Linked DNA regions of Homo sapiens: region 1 is linked to region 2. The links are chromatin loops, found by intact Hi-C in ENCODE. Cell type or tissue: K562. All regions are shown on one strand.

Region 1 (5,000 bases), 59 kb before region 2:
GATTTTGGAGGAGGTGGGAGGGGTGAAACAAATGCCCATTCATCTGAAAAGTCATTTTAAGACTGAGTTCCAGAGGGCTGCTAAAAATGCTTAGGGTTCTCTAACTTGGCAACTGTTCAAATGTGCAACTCCTCTATTATTGCTCCTTCTGTATTTGTTTCTTCTCACCAAAGTACTTTAGTAAAATAATAATTCAAGAGAAATTTATCATTCAGCTCTCAAAATAGCGCCATTCAGAATACAAATTTAACTACACTGGCTTCAGTGCTTTGAAAATGTTTAGGATCTCATTAATTTTGACCTAATTTGATTAGTATATTTAAGAATCATATTATATAAATGTAGTTTTATAAATTCCTATGTAATAGAATAAGCATGACCTAAATAAACAATTTATTAACAATTCAGATATATCCAAATGGTTAAATATCTAAACACAGTTTCCATCAAGGTAACCATCTGGATATACCTGAATACTAAAAAAAAAAAAAAAAAGAGAGAGAAAAATAAATGTAGAAAAGTGGTTTTTTGTTTTTTTTTTTTGAGACGGAGTCTTGCTCTGTCACCCAGGCTGGAGTGCAGTGGCGTGATCTCGGCTCACTGCAAGCTCCACCTCCCAGGTTCATGCCATTCTCCTGCCTCAGCCTCCTGAGTAGCTGGGACTACAGGAGCCTGCCACCATGCCTGGCTAATTTTTATTTTTATTTATTTATTTATTTATTTATTTATTTATTTATTTATTTTTTGTATTTTTAGTAGAGACAGGGTTTCACCGTGTTAGCCAGGATGGTCTCGATCTCCTGACCTCGTGATCCGCCCGCCTTGGCCTCCCAAAGTGCTGGTATTACAGGCGTAAGCCACTGTGCCCAGCCCAAATATCATTTTCTTTCATCTGTGTCTATGCATTACAATTTTAACTATTACTACTAATGCTTACTTCCTAGAATTGACTCATCAGGAGTTTGTTCTACCACCATTTCTAAATACAATTCGTAACTTTTACCTTTAACTGATTGCAGCAAAGCTGCAGTTTTGTACCATAGGTGACTAGGTAGCCCTCCAGGGATCAAATATTCTTCATTTTCTCTCTCTCTCTCTCCCCCCAACCCCCTATTCTTTCTGTTCCCAAACCACATGTTTCCTAAGCCAAGGTTATTTTAGCAAATCCCACCTCTCTGACACCAACTGAAAAGGGAAAAACGTTTTTTTGTTTTTTTGTTTTTTTTTCCCCTTATACTCTCACTTAACACTCACAACACTTCACTTCTGACCACCAATTGTGTAGGGATCTTTTTCACACCAAGCAATTCCCTAGTTCTCTGCAGACACTGACTGGGCATTCTACAGTTTAACCCAATTTTAACACTATCTACCTGGAAATGGCTTTCAGAGTACACAGGTTAAGGGCTCAGTCCCATAAGTGAAGATGGGACCCCACTTCAGATATCAATCACAGCTTGTCACCTGCATTTCTGGCTGACCAGCTATAAATCAGAGGTTTGCATGACCTCCTGCTGGGTTCAGTCATTTGCTAAAGCAGCTTATAGAACTCAGGAAAACAGTTTAGGAGTCAAATTTTGAACTAGAAGCATTATATAAAACTAGATTACCAGATTATTACAAAGGATATATTGAAAGATAGAAATGAACAGCCAGATGAAGAGATACATAGGGAGAGGTCCAGAAGAGTCCCAAGCACAGGACCTCCTGTCCCTATGGAGCTTCCAGGTGTGCCACCCTCATAGCACATGGTTGCGTTCTTACTCACCACCCAGAAGCTCTCTGAACTTCATTCCTTTGGGTTTTTATGGAAGCTTCATTGCAACAACATGATTGATTAAATCGTTGGCCATTGGTGATCAACTCAACCTTGAGCTCCCCTCCCCTCCCTGAAGGTGAGCAATGGGGCTGGAAATTCCAACTCTCTAATCACATGATTGGTTATCTTGGCAACCAGACCCCATCCTGTGGTTATCTGGAGGCTTTCTAAAAATTACCTCATTAACATAAATTCATGTATGGATAAAAGGGGCTTGTTATGAATAACACAAGATGCTTCTTTCACTTTTATCATTCTGGAACTGTTTCAGGAACCAAGGGCAAAAAAGTCAAATATTATAACAATAAGATACTACCATAGCTCTAATAGCTTAGGAAATTTCAAGGGTTTTAGGGGCTGTGAACCAGGAACTGTGGATGAAAACCAAAACATATACTTCCTATTATATCACAATATCACACAACTGTATGCAATAAATATTATCTTCACATTTCAGATGGGGAAACAAATGTAAAGAGAGGAAGGGACTTCCCCAAAGAGAAATATAAATTAAATTGAAATGAAATCAAATTAAATCATATCGTGAATGTAGAATAGAGATGAAGCATGAATGACAATTGATATTTTAATTAAATTCAGAATTTAGGTCTTTGAGAATGAAAGATTAAAGGTTCCTGGCTGAATTAAATAGTTTAGTACTATAAACTATACACTTTCCTCTTAGTACTACTTTCACTGTATCCCATAAGTTTTGGTATGTTGTGTTTCCATTATTATTTGTTTCAAGAAACTTCAATTTCCTTGTTAATTTCTTCATTGAATCACTGGTAATTCAGGAGCATGTTGTTTAATTTCCATGTGTTTGTATAGTTTTTTGAATGTTTTAAGGCTTGTTTTGTCGTTTTCTTTCAGACTGAAGAACTCTCTTTAGCACTTTTTTGTAGAAAAGACCTGGTGTTGATGAAGTTCTTCAGCTTTTGTCTGGTAAAATATTTATTTCTCCTTCATGTTTTAAGAAGATTTTCACTGGATATACTATTCTAGCATAAAATATTTTTTCCTTCAGCACTTTAAATATGTCATGCCACTTCCTCCTGGCCTGTAAGGTTTCCACCAAAAAGTCTGCTGCCAAACATATTGGAGCTCCATTGTATGTTATTTGTTTCCTTTCTCTTGCTGCTTTTAGAATCCTTTCTTTATCCTTGACCTTTGGGAATTTGATTATTGAATGTCTAGAGGTGGTTTTCTTTGGGTTAAATCTATCTGGTGTTTTATAACTCTCTTGTACTTGAATGTTGATATCTTTTCCAGGTTTGGAAAGTTCTCTGTTATTATCCCTTTGAATAAACTTTATATCCCGATGTCTCTCTCCACATCCTCTTTAAGGCCAATAGCTCCTAAATTTGCCCTTTTGAGGCTATTTTTTCTATATCTTGTAGGCCTGCTTTATTGCTTTTTATTCTTTTGTCTCCTTTGTGTATTTTCAAGTGGTCTCTCTTTAAGCTCACAAGTTCTTTCTTCTGCTTGCAATTCTACTGTTAAGAGGTTCTGATGCATTCTTCAGTAGGTCAATTGCATTTTTCAACTCTAGAATTTCTGCTTGATTCTTTTTAATTGTTCCAATTTCTTTGTTAAATTTATCTAATATGATTCTGAATTCCCTATGTTATCTTAAATTTCTTTGAGTTTCCTCAAAATAATGATTTTGAATTCTCTGTTGAAAGGTCACATATCTCTGTCTCTGCAGGATTGGTCACTGGTGCCTTATTTAGTTCCTTTGGTGAAGTCATGTTTTCCTGGATGGTCTTGATGCTTATGGATGTTTGTCAGTATCTGGGAATTGAAGAGTTAGGTATTTATAGTAGTCTTCACAGCGTAGGGTTGTTTGTACCCATCCTTCTTGGGAAGGCTTTCCAGGTATTCTAAAGGACTTGGGAGTTGTGATCTAAGTTTTGGCCATTGTAGCTGTATCTGTATTAGAAGATACCCCAAGCCTGGTAATGGTGTGGCTCTTGCAGACTCATAGAGTACTTGGATAATAGAGGTGGACTTGGATAATACCCAGAAGAATTCTCTGGATTATCAGGGAGAGACTCTTGCTCTCTTCCCTTACTTTTTCCCAAACAAATGGAGTCTCTCTCTGCGTGCTGAGCTTCCTGGAACTGGGGAAGAAGTGACATAAGCACAGTTGTGGCCACCACCACTGGGACTGTGCTGGGTCAGACCTGAAGCGAACACAGCACTGGGTTTTGCCCAAGTCCCACAGTAACCACTGTCTGGCTATTGCCTATATTTTCTCAAGGTCCTAGGGCTCTACAATCAGCAGGTAGCAAAGTCAGCCAGGCTTGTGTCCTTCCCTTCAGAGAGGCAAGTTCCCTCCCTGCCTCAGGGCCTGGGCAGATCTAGAGATGCCATTGGTGAGCCAGGACCTAGAGTCAGAACTTTAGGAATCTACCTGGAGCTCTATTCTACTGTGGCTGAATTGGTACCCAAGCCAGAAGTCAGAGTTCTTCCCACTCTTCTCTCAATTTTCCACTAGCAGTAAAGTCTTTCCCTGTGGCCACCACCACCGCAGGCCCATGGCCAGTACTGCAGGACTACTGCCGATGTTCACGCATGGCTCAAGGGCTCTTCAGGCAGCTTATGGTGAATGCTTCCACACCTGGGACTCTCCCTTCAGGGAAATTGGCCTCCCTGTGGCCCAGGACAGGTCCATAAATGTCCAAGAGCCAAGGCTTGGAATCAGGGACCCCAAAAGCCCACTTGCTGCTTTATACCATTGTGGTTGAGCTGGCATCCAAGCTGCAAGACAAAGTCCTCTTTACTCTTCCTTCTTCTTTTTTCAAGCAGAAGGACTCCCTCCTCATACCCACCATAGCTGGAAATGTGCTGAGTCACACCTGAAACCAGTATATCTTTGAGCTTCACCCAAGGCCCATGGCAAACACTGCCTGGGTACTACTACTAACTATTCGGGGTCCAAGGGCTCTTTAGTCAGCAGGTGATGAATACTACCATGACTGGGTTCCTCCCTTCAAGGCAACTGGTTTCCTTCTGGCCCAGAATGTGTCTAGAATTGTTGTCTGGGATCTAGGGCCCAGAATGGGGGACTCAGGACTCTGCCTGGTGCCCTATCCTACTGTGGCTGAGCTGGTATCCAAGTTGCAAGACACAGTTTTCTTTACTCTTCCCTCTCCCCTCCTCGAGTGAAAGGAAGGCA
Region 2 (5,000 bases):
CATGATCACCCCCACTATGACCCTGCTGGACTTAAGAGGGTGAAGCTTCAAGGACACCCAAATCCTTTCACATCTGAACCAAATGGACCGAAGCTTTGAAAGAAGCTGGAGTTTCCTCATGGCCTGTCTAGCCTCCTTGGTGAATTCTGGTGTCCAGAGGACCTTTCATTTGCTCTAATGGCTGCCATCCAGTAACAACATCTTTCTCAATAGAGAGGTACCACTCAGTTTTTACCCATAAGGGTACAGCCTAACCCAGCCCATCAAGACAGGGACACCACACAAGCCTAAATATTCTGTTTGCCCTGAGAGGGCTGGAGGCGGTTATCACCCCTCCCATCTCTGTGGCTGAATTCTTGACTGATGCTGTATTTCCCAGGATCTTCTCTGGTCTCCCACAAGCACTAGAGCCCTGCCTAAAATAGTTTCAGTTCACTGGAGCCCTAATTCCCACATCCAGAATATGATAGCCCTGTTTCTCCAGGCTATATCTTGCTTCCAGGACGCCTTCCAGATATACCATCTACACACCCTTCTGAATCCAAAAAGTCCTTGCTTCCCAGTCTTGCCCTACCCTCTGAGAGAGAGTTTGAATCCTGATGCCAGATTGGGTTGGACTAAAGCAATGTTTTCCAAATTTCTCTAGTCATAAAAGCTCATCAGGAGCACTCATTAAAAATACAGAATCCTAAGCTCTCTCCTAAAGATCCTGCTGTGAGAGACATGGGGCAGGGCCTGGCCGTGTATTTTTTTTTTTTTTTTTTTTTTTTTTTGAGACGGAGTCTCGCTCTGTCGCCCAGGCTGGAGTGCAGTGGCGGGATCTCGGCTCACTCCAAGCTCCGCCTCCCGGGTTCACGCCATTCTCCTGCCTCAGCCTCCCAAGTAGCTGGGACTACAGGCGCCCGCCACTACGCCCGGCTAATTTTTTGTATTTTTAGTAGAGACAGGGTTTCACCGTTTTAGCCGGGATGGTCTCGATCTCCTGACCTCGTGATCCGCCCGCCTCGGCCTCCCAAAGTGCTGGGATTACAGGCGTGAGCCACCGCGCCCGGCCCTGGCCGTGTATTTTTAGCAAATGTCCAAGATGATCGCTAGAACTTTTTGATATTTAGAGAAACACTAGATTAAAGTTTGCTATACTTTCTTAGACCTGGTGATTTGGGTTTCTAGCCCTAGAAGGGCTCAACCCTTTTGTCCCAACTAATTTCCCGTTGCTTCAACCTCAACCACTTCAATCCTGCCCTTCTTTCTTCCATTTCCCAGCATGTCTTATAGCCAACATCACCCTCACCATGATACTCCTTATACACAGAAAGACTTCCCTAAGATTCTGTTACTAACCTTGCAGGGAACTAGCCTCACCTTCCCGCCCCTTGGATCCGTCCCCTTGGACAGTATGGCTGGCCCATATCAGAATGGAGTTTTCCACACTCCATGGACATGGTGATTTTAATCTCTGGGCCTTCCTGAGAGGGCACCAGCTTTTTATATTCATTAGTTTCTTTTGGCCCTTGCTGGTAACTTCCTTTTTGCTGGATGGCCTATGATCAGCCTATTTATGGTAATTCTAACACTTCAAAACAATATAGAAATACAGTCTCTACCATAGTGTTATGCATATACCTATATCCTCTAATAATTTTTCCTAGGGGTGTAATGTTTACAAGATTTGTCTCTTCCATTTAACTACAGACCTAGTAATTATTAAAACCACTTATTTAGCACCTTTATTTATGCAAGCCATTTTATAAACATATATAATACAGTAAATATTTTAAATTTTCGTTGTATTTCTTTTCTCCTTGAGAATAGAGTCCAACCCCTCAACTTGTTTCTTATCCTTCCTTATTTCCCACAGAACTAAAATGCAAAGACACAAAGTAGGCAGTCAGTAACTGATTACAACATTAGTTAATAAAATAAATGAGACATGTAAGGTATACAACTGAGTGATAGTGAGAACACATAATTAACCTCAAAGACTAGAATGCTTGGAAATCATTTATTAGATGAATGTAATATATCAGGCATGAAATGTCAAAAAGAGAAGAAAGGTCTGCATTTTTGGACCCCTAGGTCATCCTAGACATTAAAGAGGGCCACACCCCCCTGGCAATGAAATGGGACAAAATAAAAATTTGGCCATCAATACTGCCTCTGGGAAATCTCAGGCAAAAGGAAGAAAATGAGAAATAGAAATGAAATCCTAAGCCCACCAAGCAACAGAACAGACCTCTTCTTTGCCAAGGGACCCCAGAGAAACTCAAAAACTGAGTTCCCAGCCATGACGGGATGGGAGGTTGGAGAAACCTCATTATAACCCCTCCCTCACCTTTTCCTAAGGGTTAAACAGAAACCAGCCCTTTGGAAAGACTCACTCCACCCCTAGTATCAACCACCTGATGCGACCTCTCCCTTCTGTGGTTTCTACAAAATAACCGGCCAGCATTCCTTCCTGATAAGAGACCATGGAGGATGCGCAGTAAGGGTTTTCATGTCCTCTGCTTCAACTTTTGACCTCAGAGGGCTGAAAACTCCTCCCTGGGATCATGCTAACTCCACTATTTTTTGAACATGGTACCCATGAAGGGGCATGAAGTTTACTGGGGCATGTGCATATTTCTCCTTTCATAAATATTCATGACTCCTGCTATAGTTTATTGAATATGTATGTTTCGCCACCCCTTTCAGCATAAATTCCTGTTCCCTTTGCTCCTCCCTCAAAGAGCCTGTTTCTAGCTTGTCAGAATGGCCACCCTGTAAGATGCAACCTTATATGAGAAATAAAGCTCCGCTTTCCAAACGAAATAGAGCTACATATTAATCTTAATCTACTTGACAAGTGGAAAATAAAATAGAACAAATAAAAACACAACTCAACTCAACTCTTCTGCCTGAAAATACTGAATGTTCAGGTTGACAGAAATCTAAAAAATGGTGTTTTCCATGTTTATGCTGGTGTAGATCCTATGGAGATGAGATTAGCTGATTTAGGGCTTGTAAAGCTAAGAAATACAGGGAGAAGTTCATTCTGTTTCTGGGAATTCTGATCCTAGATACTCTTCTTAGAAATCATGATAGCTTTCTCTGAAAATGCTTTACTTTGAATCAGTTGCATTCAGGAAAATAGATAATTCTAGCAGAAAAAGGGTAGGATGGCTGTGAATTCATAAGGGAATGGTCACTGACTAAGCATCTGGTACCTCCCAAGCTCCATGCTCAGTGCTTTGTGCATACTCTCTCTGCTGAGGTCCAATGGCACCTGGCATATCAGAAAACTGAAGCTCTGGGAAGTGATATACTTTGTCCCAGGTCACTGAGTCACAGAGCCAGGACTCTGACCTAGGTCAGTCTGACTCCAGAGACAAAGTTATTTTCCCAACATCCAGTTACCAACCCAACTCAATCAAAGGCTATTGAGCACTTGTGCCAGACACTGTTCTAGAACTGGGATGGCAGTGATCACAGACAAAATCCCTGCCTTTGAGGAGTCTACATTCTAGGGGTTCCCAGATTATCATTTGGGATATTTAACATATTTAAGATCATTTAAGATAACTTTGAGATATCTGGAGAGACACACCAAGAAAGGAATGATGAAGCTATCAGAATCCTAAATCAACAAGAAACCACATCCAGAGATGTTTTTTTACACTTATTTTTCTAAGGTTCACTAAAACCAAGGCAATTTTTTTCTTTATTTCAAAATGAATGAAAGGCAGAGAAGGCATGCATGCAAGGAATGACATTAGAAATGGCCCGATTAATGTCTCATAAATGTTAACTTTGTGATTCATCTGCTACATTGCATTAAATACCCATAGATACCAGGGTCCACTTTGATATTTGTTTCTTGTGTCATATGTAATAAAAGAAGTCATGTTCTCTATTCCACACAGACACTCCATGTAGCTGCAATTGCAGTTCTTATTCTGGTCGTCTCTTGACCTTAAAACTTCTAAAGGCTTTGGAGAAGAGTTTAGAGTGGCCCAAACTATAAAGAAAATTGAATTTAGCAAGCAATTCCCAAGAGTCTCCAAAGTTCATTTATGTAATTGCCAATGCAGAATCATTTTTAAATCTTGAACAGAAACCTCCTTTTGCTTTCACATTTTTTTCCTAAGTATAGAATAAAAATCAATTAGGAATAATTGTCTTCAGATTTGGTATGATACTGATCTAAAGATTCAAATAAGCATCAACCCTGAAACAGCTTTGGGAAAACCTACTTTAACCCTGTAGTAAGGAGATCTTGCATTGGAATGAGAAAATTAGCAATTTTGAGTGCCCCCTTATATTGTCAACATTTTGACCAAGGCGAGTGTTATTGAAAACACTACCAAACTGGAGGTGCCTTTATTTATATGTAGTTATGTTTGTTGCTTTTAAAAATCTAGACACATTCTTGCCATGCAAAGGAATAATTCAGACATTTAAATGCTGAGACTCTTGCCCTCAGTACTAAAGTATAAATAAAGAGAACTTCTCTGCTCTGCTCTCCCCACCTACCTCTGCTAGTCAGATTCTTCCAACACCCCATCCTCTCTTCAGAAATACGTATGAGTGCACACAGAGCAGAGACCAGATTTATGACTATAAATGGAATTTGCTGACCTGGATTTGGGTTTTGTGAGGATAAAAGAGAGAGATTACATTAGGCACAAGGAAGAGAAGGCAGTGAAAAAGGGAGAGAGAAGCGAAGAACTTTCATATATTAAAAAGGAGCAGAAGAGAGTGATGGAAACTGGACCAATGGGAGGGAGAGAAGAAACTAACACTGAAAGGAAATATTATTGAGGAAACTGTGACCAGAAAATTGTTATGGATTATTGTCAACCTTCCTTTTTTCCCAAAGCATTTGGTGTTACTTCCTTATACAAGTAGTCCAAGAACTCACATTCTGGCATTTAAAATTTTCTTTAAAAAAAAAAATTCATATACCTAATTACTTCTTTCCATTCATTTGTTAAAATAATAAACATAAAATTGATCTTTATGTT

What was found. Peaks named below come from ENCODE experiments on the same cell type or tissue, not always from the same donor. Only the 100,000 strongest peaks of a DNase experiment are listed, where the experiment ranks them.
Region 1: a loop joins it to region 2, with 2.3 times the contacts of the local background. A loop is called at or near these places in 1 of 110 quality-filtered maps.

The regions. Positions count from the first base shown.
Region 1 is chr4:55,668,952-55,673,951 of GRCh38, forward strand. No RefSeq gene overlaps it. Among named protein-coding and RNA genes, the nearest start is that of NMU, 35 kb to the left of the region's middle. In K562, no CTCF peak of the experiment used is centred here; a DNase peak (open chromatin) is centred at 1,960.
Region 2 is chr4:55,727,564-55,732,563 of GRCh38, forward strand. No RefSeq gene overlaps it. Among named protein-coding and RNA genes, the nearest start is that of EXOC1L, 90 kb to the right of the region's middle. RefSeq lists cis regulatory regions at 2,125-2,851, 2,902-3,365. In K562, no CTCF peak of the experiment used is centred here; DNase peaks (open chromatin) are centred at 2,438 and 3,168.